Linked DNA regions of Mus musculus: region 1 is linked to region 2. Evidence: chromatin loops called from intact Hi-C (ENCODE). Cell type or tissue: left cerebral cortex. All regions are shown on one strand. Links, peaks and the distances in the headings refer to the core of each region. The heading gives the core; the rest is flanking DNA. Region 1 holds the start of Gm40124 (a long non-coding RNA gene). Region 2 has its middle 110 kb from the start of Gm40124.

Evidence for each region. A loop is a pair of places that touch in the nucleus more often than their neighbours do. Peaks named below come from ENCODE experiments on the same cell type or tissue, not always from the same donor. Only the 100,000 strongest peaks of a DNase experiment are listed, where the experiment ranks them.
Region 1: it touches region 2 in a loop (10-fold over the local background); 10 of 42 quality-filtered maps call a loop at or near these places.

Annotation. Positions count from the first base shown.
Region 1 is chr3:115,640,770-115,646,151 of GRCm38, reverse strand. Gm40124 (a long non-coding RNA gene) reads left to right here and starts at 4,426. Exons shown (of 3, transcript XR_867569.1): 1 at 4,426-4,714; 2 at 5,045-5,154. In left cerebral cortex, for the core only: CTCF peaks have their summits at 1,231 (motif pointing right) and 3,262 (motif pointing right); DNase peaks (open chromatin) are centred at 3,287, 3,727 and 4,033; H3K4me3 peaks cover 1,092 bases; H3K27ac peaks cover 727 bases.
Region 2 is chr3:115,527,588-115,532,969 of GRCm38, reverse strand. No RefSeq gene overlaps it. Among named protein-coding and RNA genes, the nearest start is that of Gm40124, 110 kb to the left of the region's middle. In left cerebral cortex, for the core only: a CTCF peak has its summit at 2,877 (motif pointing left); DNase peaks (open chromatin) are centred at 2,387 and 2,864.

The DNA of each region.
Region 1 (5,382 bases), core at 186-5,185, 110 kb before region 2:
CTTTGTATCTTCATTTACTATGACATTCACTATGTAGTCCAGGCTGGCCTTGAACTCACAGCAATCCTCCTGATTACATGTCCCAAATCTTCTGACTACAGGCATAAGCTACCATAACTTCTGGGTTATCATGAGAACCCTCAAGGAATTTCAGCTTGTGAGGCACATGTATCTTGAAAATGTGTCCCGGATGAGATCAGACACCTTCTCGTAGCACGCCTACGTAAGCTGGGGCAAAACAAGGAGCACATCTGATATCTTGTCATAAGCACTGTGTGTGACTTGCTAGAGGACAGGAGGCAGAGATATTTGGAAGATATTCAAGTTGTTTTTTTTTTTTCCCAACTCACCTCATCTTGAGGGTCTTTTAGGTCATGGATGGTGTACTGAAAGCAAAAGGACAAAGGTGAAAAGGTCACATTTCCCTGGGGGGCAAGCATCTAGAGGAGTTGGTGGCTCCTGGGTCGCATCTTGAGGAGGCACCACTTAGGAACTAGGCAGTGCCACAATGAGTTGCCATAAACTCAATTGTCTTGGAAGTTGGTTGAGTCTGCGTATGGCACTCTGGAATAACTGTATCCTAGCATTTCAGAAAACAAGAACAGGTCATAGACTCTAGAAAGAATTCCCCTCTCACTCTTGACCCCAGCTCCCGAGTACTCTATAAAGTCCAACTGGCTTGGCCTTAAAATAGCTCATAAAACCCTTGTGCCAGAGCGATGTCATATTGTTATTTCTGGAAACACAAATACATAGAAAGAAGTCTGAGCATATATGCCTGGCTAGGTTCCCTACAGTTTACTATCAGCTCATACCTCCTTGTTCGTAAGAACACACAGGTTTTCCTGTACCTCTGAGTCTTAATGTCTCTCCTTTCCTCCCCTCTGTTTCTTCCTCCATCCTCTCTCCCCCTCCCTTCCTCCTTTCCTCTCTCCCTTTCTCTCTCTATTCTTCCCTCCCTCCTTCCAGTCTTTCCCTCCCACATCTTTCTCCTAGGTCACACATAGCCCAGATTGGCCTTGAGTCCTCTATGAGGGTGTGGATGACCTGGGTGACCATGGATTCCCAATCCCCCTGCCTCTGTCTCCCAAGTGGTGGGTAGACGATGTCCTGTGGAGGCTTAGTTTCTGAAGGCTCCTGGGCCACATCAAACTTTTTTTTTAAAGAATTATTTATTTTATGAATATGAGTACATTGCTGCTATCTCCAGACACACCAGAAGAGGGCATCAGATCCCATTACAGATGGTTTTGAGCCACCATGTGGTTGCTGGGAATTGAATTCAGGACCTCTGGAAGTGCAGTCAGTGCTCTTAACCATCTCTGAGCCATCTCTCCAGCTCCCACATCAAACTTTTATTAAGTAACTATGTACTCATTTCTCTAATTAATCTATCTTTTGATGTAGGGTTCTTAGTCACGAAATTCACGATGGTGAAGATAAGTCTTTTCTCCAACATCTAAGCTGAATCCTGACAGACGAGACCAAGTTGTTCAAATAAGTGTGCTGGTGAGACGTATCAGAGGCTCAGGTAGCTGACACACAGGTGCAAAGGGTCAAAAGGGGAGAGGGAAGTTATAATTAGAGCGGGCAGAGCATAAAATGAGAAGAAAGGGGAAGTTCAGGGGTGTGACTGCATTGCCAAGCCCAAAGAGCCTTCCCCAGGGCAATGAGAATCCAGCAGATGGTTAAAGCAACAAGCAAAGATTTAGCTTTCTTACAGTTGCCCCTGCCCACTGCACAGTCCTTCCAGCCATTGAAGTCTCATAGGCCATGTTTCGATCACTGGGTGCTTGTGTGCAGTGGTTCATATGGGAGGCGGGAGTTGCTGAATGGATGGGATCAGAAGGTGGGGATGGGCGCTGCTTGCTGAGTCAGCCATCTCAGCAGTGTTTGGAGGCACACACGCTTGCTTTTCCTCTTAGGTGGCAGGGATGGGAGTGATTGACATCTGACTTGTATTAGGGTTACAGCTCAATACATTGTGCTTTAATGGATAGTGCACTGGCTTCTGGGTAAGAGACCCGTGTTCATGACACTGATGGAGTTCAGAACACACTTCCTAAATATAGGCGCCTGGGCATGTGATAAAATGCTGGCGACAGCATATCATGACATGAATGGAGTCTTCCTTTTTTATCTTACTTGACAAAGATCCTAAAACCTACAAAGAGTTTTCTGGCCTTTCTCCCAGGAAGGTTATGGGATGGATTGTCAATCTTTACTGGAAACAAAGAAGCTGAAGACACAAGGGGTCTCAACAGGACAGCGTTTCCCCTTCTTTATTATCTTTAGGTCGGAGCTCCTGTCCCATCCTGATTTCCACCACTGTCCCCTCTTCTTCACACCAACACAGTAAAATACACAGATTTTAGGGTCTGGAGAGGTGACTCAGGGGTTAAGAGCGTATTGTTGTTTCAGAGGACGGGAGTTTGATTTCCAGCGCCAGTGTCAGTTGCTTCACAACAGAACTCCAGCTCTAAGGAATCTATTCCTCTGATCTCTGCCTTCATGCACACAGACATACATGATTAAAAAAACCAAAATAATTATTTAAAGAACGCACAGGTTGGGGCTGGTGAGATGGCTGAGCGGGTAAGAGCGCTGACTGCTCTTCCAAAGGTCCTGAGTTCAAATCCCAGACACCACATGGTGGCTTACAACCATGTGTATCGCTACAGTGTACTCATAAAATAAACAAATAAATCTTAAAAAAAAGAACACACAGGTTACCCTACTGCAGTGGACTTCCATTCTGAAAATTCTGAGGTCACATGAACTCGTATTACATAAGTTGGTATGCTTTCTCTTGTTAATATTTGTTACAGTGGCTCCACTCATGAACCTAGTGTGAGGGAACGCTTCACTTCTTACAACACCCTAGCAAGAGCCACGTTCTTCATTTTGCTCATTTCCCAGAGTCCTTCTCCTACAGACTAAGGACCAGCGGCTTAGTAAAATGCTCTCTCATCCTGCCCAGTGACTTGTGGACAAGGAAGTGGTTCTGAGAGTAGTGCTTTTGCCAACTTGCCTGGGAACTCGCTAGAAATGCAAATTATTGTGCTCCACCCAAGACGCAGTGGAAACTCTGTGGGTGGAACCGAGGCTTCTAGCTTTTAGGAGTCCTCCAAGAGACTCTGGCTAATGTTAAAGCTTGATGAGTATATTTAAGGGGGTAAACTTTAATAAAAAAAGTTGCTGAACCAAACAAAATTAATCTTCTCAGATCTCCTCTCCGAAGTTCCGCGGCTTCACCAGGAGAGGGCGACCGCGGACCTGCCTTTTGCCTTCCCAAACTGCAGAGCCCAATGCGATGGTAAACAGCAGCCACAGCAAGTTCCATCCATTGCCCAAGTAAATCACAAAATATATAAAAAGAGACTTCAAAAGGCAGCGGTATCAAAGCGGCAGTTAAAGAGAAGGAGACATCCAAAGTCACAGCTGCATCGACGGAGGAGGCTGCTTCAGCATCTAGGATTCGGAAGCATTTAGGGATGAATTTTTCCTCCCCCCCCCCCCCCCCAGTATTTCTCCGAGTCCCTTTCCTTTGATATACATGAGCCTCTCGACTTTCCTTTGTTCTTTTCCCACGCGTCAGGTTTTCATAAAGTTTTTCGAGTTGATGAGCTCCCACCACCACCACCCCCACCCCCGCCCGAAAAGACGTTAGATCCGCAGCACCAGCAGCTGCGGTTTTGGATCTGCAATGCTCTGCAGCCTTAGCCAGGTTCACCGCCGAGTGCAAGCAGGGAATGTCTCTCCACCCAACTTCCTCCGTAGGACCCCACCACCTTCCGCACTGAAAATATTTTGATGTCTGGTGTGGCCTGTGTGCCCTGCTCCTTTCTCCTCTACTCTGGACCTGTCTCATTGCTTCAGGCCCATTTCCTGCACCAGGGGATTTTTTTTTCCTCCCACAAGAGCCAAGGGGTAGGGGGTGCGAGGAAGAGTGAAGGAGACTTCCCAGTCTTCTCTCTGCTTGGCCTGCATATCCGGTCTTTATAATGAGGCACACCAAGGCCAGGAAATAGGGGCCCGGGTAAGGGGTACAGATGTCTTGAAGGTTTGCACTTGTCTTAACTGTCTCCGGAACAAAATGTGAAACTCCTCCAAAGAATGGGCTGTACTTGTAATAGGCGTCTTACAGTGCGTGTTCATGAAATGTAGTTTAGGGAATCCTAGGCAATTATATTCCGCACACTTCAGGCCAAAACAAGTTAAAAGATTCTCCCTTCAGAAAAGTGTAATTAAAACAACAACAGCAACGGCAGTGAGGCTTCATTTCCTTAAATTTGTTTAAAAATTTTTAATTAAGTTTTTTGACAGGACATTTATATCGTTTTCTCTAAGGTCCAGGGAACACCCAGGAAGGAGAAGCGGAAAGCATTCAGGGCAGGAAGATTGGGGGGTGGGGGTGGGGGGACGACTGGGAGGAGCTGGGAAACGCTATCTTCTGGGCACAGGAATGTCAAAAGGTGATATCACAGCACAGAGGACTGCCAGCACGGGATTGCACAACACTGGGCTTATCAACAGCTAACCACGGACAGGAAAAGGTTCTCAGTGACTGGTGGATTCTGGGAAGGGATAGTCATTGTCTTCAGTTGTGTACCCAAGGTGAGCCAGCTAGGCTCCAGAGGAGAGTTCTGCAGACACACAGATAGCCCTGGTTAAAATCAGTGGTTCACAAAACAGAACAATATACCAGGAGCTGGTAAGGGACTTGTACGGAGGAGAGGGAGGGATGGGAGAGTAAGAGAGGGTGGAAGGGATGCAAGTAACCAAATGAACTATGTACTTGTATGAAACTGTCAGGAAATAGATTCAACTAATAGAAAGGAAGAGAGAAAGAATACAATGGGAGGAATATTTGGGGGTGGAAGGACACTAACAAAAGATTGCTGGGTGACAGGCTTTATTTATTTATTTATTTATTTATTTATTTTATTGGTAGAGATCTGAATATCTATATAACCCAGACAGGGAATGAACAACACATCAAAGTTTGGTGAACCAATGGCTTTTTTATTGGTGTTACTTGCAGGAGTATGGTGAGCAGTTACAGAAAGAAACCACTCAAAGAAAGCTGCATCACAAAACTCCATCTCAGGGTGGGAGCCAGTTCTGGGAAGCTGCAGGACACTAGCTCACCAGGTGAGGGAGTCCCCTTTTCAGGTGATCTAAGCCTCTTAAGGAAGCTCAGCTGTTTTTTTGTTTCTTCTAGTTTGGCTGATCTCTGAGTCTGCTAGTCTTATTTCTGCTTTTTTCCAGGTACCTGGGCTTGTCTGAGAGTTACTTTTAGTGTGTGTGTGTGTGTGTTTGGAGCGGGAGGGACCCAGTGAATCTGGTCAGTTTCAGGAACTTCCTAAAGCTAGCTTGAGC
Region 2 (5,382 bases), core at 242-5,241:
GGTTTGAAACTCCTCAAGTCATGACGCTGCCTCTCAGATTTTCCCATTTCTTTATTTACAAAACGAAAACAACACCTACTTTTCCTGGAACAAGAGATTTGGTTCCAGGCTAATCTTGAGAAGCAAAATCAGGAGATTTGCTTGCTTCAATTGAAAAAGAGATTTTCACAGCATCAGAGACTTCCCTGGGGACTACACACCGACGGGAAGGTATTATGTTGCCTCCACAGATGAGCGGGGCAGCCTTGTTTTGTGGAAGACTGTGCACTCTGCCTCTGGGCTGAATTTCAAAACGGTGTACCAGCGATCACCCTTCATGGACAGCATAGCATCTCGACGGGGTCTCAGCACAATGTAGAGACAGATTTATCTGTGCAGCGTTGAAAAGGATGCCCATGTTTGGGCCTCACACACTCTTAGCTGGGGCCTGGGTATCATCGAGTCTCACGTGGGAATCTTTCCATGGGCCATAAACTTCGACTCCCTGTAGCATCCCTTTCTTGGCGAGCAAAGCAAGTGCTGGCAGGTGACTACTGGCTTATAGATGATGGGCACATTCTCTATGTCTCCAAGTTTGATTGCATTGGGGATATTAAATTCCCACGCAGTGAGCACTCTATCACAGGACAAATGAGAGTGTCAGAGCCGGCGTTTTAAGGCCCTGTGTTATTATGTGCAATGATAAACTGCTTGTGCGTGATTAAACTGCCTCCATGGGCCTCGGCCCTCACTCTTTTCACTTTGCAGGTGATACCATCTATCTTTGCAAGCTTTCCCTCTCACCAAAGAGAAGACTCACATGTGTTGAACTGCCGCACGGCGCTTGAGACACTTGAGACGTAGATTGAACTGAATAGTTGATGCTTTATTTTCCTGGTCATGCGGCGCTGGGCCAGATCTGGATAGCTGTAAGTCATCTTGGGTTTGGCCACCTGTTTGAAGGTTTAATTTCAGCCTTCAGCTAGGCAAAAGCAAGCAGAATTATCACTTTTTTTGAGAAGGAAGTGAAACAGGTTAGGTTTGAGCCTCAGCTTTCTCTGACTATTTCCCGTGACTGCTGGTTGTTTCAACACAAAGATGGGCCAGAGGACAGGACTTTTTCATCAAGAATCACTCAGACTTGCCCCCCAAGCTAATCATGTTTATAGTTGTGAGAAACTCAGGTTATTAAAGTGTTCTGTATTCAAGACATTTGTCCTGAATAACAGTTCCCTCAGAAGAACCTTCACTTGGGTCACATTTTTAGCCCCAAACTGGCTTCTAAGGGCTCTAGGATTAGGTGATTATAACAAGATTATGAAGTTATTATGGATACAATGAACAGACACAATGACATCACGTTTGTTGTTGTTTTTGTCTCCAAATATGCTTTTGAGGGAGTTGACTTTGTGACAGGCTATTGTACTAAAAATGTGTATTTTCTACTCGTTTTGGAAATCACAATGTAGGCATAAGTTTTTTCTCTTGTTTCAAAGATATACCACCATGTAATTCTATTTTACAAATGTAATCATTTTAACCAATATTCACATGAATGCATATTTTATGTGAAAAAAGAAAATGTGTATTGGGGATGATGGCAAGTTCTCACCAGATGCTGAAGTCATTGTTTTTGAATACTTTATTTTTTCTTGAAATATATTTTCTGGGTGCCCCTTGGCTTGACTTTCTGGAAATCCAGGTTGATTCAGGTGGTTCCTTCGGGAAATATTGTGTCCACATTTCTATAGTATATAGGTGATTCTGAAGGGGGAAAAAGCCTGTCAGGATTCCATCTCCCATCTCTGCAGCCAGCTAGGGGAATTCCTATTGAGTCAGGTGAGACCGTGGATATAATACTAGCCTCAGGCTTTGGACAAGGCTGCTGGCTGGCCTGTCAGCAGCTGCACTTCTCCTAGGGTCTTGACATTTGTGGAGGTGGGGTACACACACGTGGGTGTCCTAGCCTGGTGCAGTGTCTCATGAGCTTGGAGGACATTGACTAAACACTCAGTAGCGAAGCTTGTGTTGACAGCTTTGCATTCCACTCATAGCCATAACTAGAGAAGAAAAGCAAAACAAAACAAAGTTTGAATATGAGAGGTGAAAATTGAGAAATGAGAAACACCCGTTCTTTTGGCTGTTTCTTTTCCCTTTCCTTCTCTTTTCATTTCTTTTTCATGTTTGTGAAATGACAAACAGGGCCTAATTACACTTTGTTCTTCGGGAATCAATTTGTCCTTAGTTTTAGATCAGGTCTGAAGACAGTATTATGAATGCAGTTGCCAGAAGAGAATGGGGCTGGTGTGACCTTCTCAGTCTCTCTGGGGCTCTGAGGTAAAGAGGCTCACATTGCCATGGAGCCTGTCGGTAGGCAGCCAAATATTTAGGTCAAAGCATTTGCCTACAGTTTATGATTGTAACTCAGAGAAAACTTTGGCAGGGAAATGCAGCCCTTTTCCTTATTCTCTCTCTTTAGGGATCAGCACCCACTCAAACCGGCCCTCTATGAATTCTCACACTTCCCCAGCAGGTACATCCTTGGAACTGTTTTAGTAACCAACAAAAATAAGAATGATAGTTCTTAGTAATTAGCTTGCTAGAGAAAAGGATCACAGCTATTAAATTCAAGCTATGCTAATGTGGAGTCTAAATCTAATGAATGACCCATTCTACAACTTTATTGAAGTCCTGGTCTTATGGCTGCTGGTTATTGATTAACTAACAAGGTTGTTGGATGCTGTTTAGATTTCCACTGTTGTGCATACATCGTGCAAGGTTTGTAGGAGTTATTAAAAAAATAGTAACAATTGTAAAAATATTGTTAAAGATCATCCCATCCCATGCCAATGCTTGGACCATCACGACAACAGCACCCTCCAGTGGCAGAACCACCTAATGAGAATGAAGAAAACAAGCCGTGTGCTCACAAGGCAGGCGTTCTTCCTGAAGGAGATTAATTTATGGGGTTGAAGACATGGAACCATTTGCATAGTGCAAGGGTAGCATCCTTGAAACTCTGAGTTCCATCCCCAGCACCACATAAGCTGGGTGGAATGGCCTATTTTAATGTCACAGCATCGTTCTTTACTACGTTCTTAACCATCCTTATGCCCACAGATAAGTTTAGCTATATTCTTTATCACAGAAGCATCTCTTTGCAGCAAATAGAGACCACCACAGAAAGCCACAGGTGGATACAATGAAGAACCAAACAAATTGTGTGTAGTCCAGGTCCAATGGGTATATCTATATCAGAGCTTCTGCATTTGTGCCTCAGGAAACATTTTGGAGGAGGGATGGAAAGATGGTAAAAGCCAGACTATTAGGAAGTCTGCTCTGAAAAAGGTTTTCTTAGAAAGGGCTGAATAAACAGACCAGAACAACGGCATCATCAAGGGGCATGGTAATATGGAAGGTGGAACTTTTTGTGGATTCTTACCACTAAACTACAGGCAATTAATGACTTTTCGAAGAATGAGAGTTAGCTTCTCCCAGAAATGGGCTCCCTTACTGGTTGTCCTGTGCAGAGTGGTCAGCCGTACACACTCAAAGAACAAATTGGAATCAATAGGGTATACTCACCTTTGTTTAAGCACTCATACACTCACGTATATGCATGTAACAAAAATAGTCAAAGGAAAAGAGGCTATTAACTTGAGAATTGGGGACAATAGGAGTAATTTGAGGGATGGCAGCTGTGTGTGGGACACTGGAGTGAGGAAATGGAGGAGGAAAGTTATATAATTACAGTTCAATTAAAACATATTTTAAAAACTCTATTGGTCCAATTTAGTGCTGTCAATGAGCTTATGGTATAGGACCATCTACAGGATCCCGGTTGTTTCTCCTGTATCAAATCGCTAGGGAAGACTGATTCTTTCTTCCCCAGCCAACTTCAACTGCAAATAGCTCCTCAGCAAGTGTGAGACTTTTTGACTTCACCATCTTGGTTGGGATTTTCTCTGACTTGGTCTTGTATAGGATTTGTACCTGTAGTCAAAGCTGCTATGAGTTCATGAGTGTAATGGGCCTGCCATGTTTGGAAATTATTGTATTGTAGATTTCTACTGCCCCTGGCTCTTCCACTCCTTGCACTCCCTCTTCCAAGATGATCCTTGAACTGGGAGGATGAGTGTCATACTGATGTCCCAATAGTACTGACGACTCCCAGTCTCTTATTCTCTGCATGCAGAAAACATGCATGTCTCTGTGTCAATCATCATCTGCAGAAAAAAAAGAGAGGTGAACGATATGTAATCCATATGCATAAAGGTATTTATACCTAGGGACAGCTTAACACTACGTCCATTTACCAGAAGAATAGTAGTAAGCAATCCCCTTGGGCCTATGATCTATTCAGCTACAGGTTCTTGGCCCAGGTGATAATAGCTGCCATGCATTTCATTTTGTGGAGTGTATCTTAAATATAATCATATAGTTTTTGTCACTCTTACAGTATTTGTACCATTATTGCATTGGTGGGCCTATCTTGTCAGGCCAGTTATTGTAGTTCACGGGGTTCACAGCTGGGCAAGATTATTGACTGCTCCCCCTACCCCCGCCTTTGGTAGTTTCCAGAGCTCTGAAAGCCAATCAATAAAGATGGAGTTTCTATGTTGATAACAAGGTGGTTTCTCTATGTTCTATGATTCAAGTACATAGTTATTTTTAGCAATAGGGTCTTACCACCAAGTTCTGGAGGATGGCCAAGAACAATGTAATGTTGTGGGCTCTAAGGAACGGACAACTAGAAGAAAGGTAACTCTTACCTGACATGGGGCTTTTCACTTGCTAACATTACCTAGGAGAGGCATCCCATCCTCATTGTAGGGTAACTATATATAAACTTTCTGTATGTATGTATGTACTTTGAAAACTTTCCACAATAAAGCTTCAATGTGGCTTTTCCAACAGACTTTAGTTTTAGCTATCCCTACAGTGTCCTCTCTCGTGCCCTCCCATCTCCTACTCTACCAAATCTTACTTGCTCCATTCTTCCTGTTTCTCCCTTCTTATCACCAGTTTTCCCCCTCCTTTGGAATGCTCTCCATGTCTTCTTACTTATAAGAGCCCTCTACTCTACAGACACATATCGTAAGATCCAATGACAGCATCCACATGTGAGAGAGAAGATGAAATGTTTATCTTTCTGGGTCTGGTTTGCCTCACTCAGAATGATCATTTACATCTCCATTCATCAAATATGCTCTTCAAACACAACTAATGGCTGGGGAGAATATTAGAAAGATACAAAGAGTGACATTTGAATCTATCTTGGAGGATAAGAAGAAGCATGTCTGAGTGGATGGGAGGCTGTGGGTAGGATATTGGAAGAGTAATTCCACAGGGAAGGACAGCCGGTGAAAAGGTGGTTGGGGTAAGCCATGATGAGACATCTGG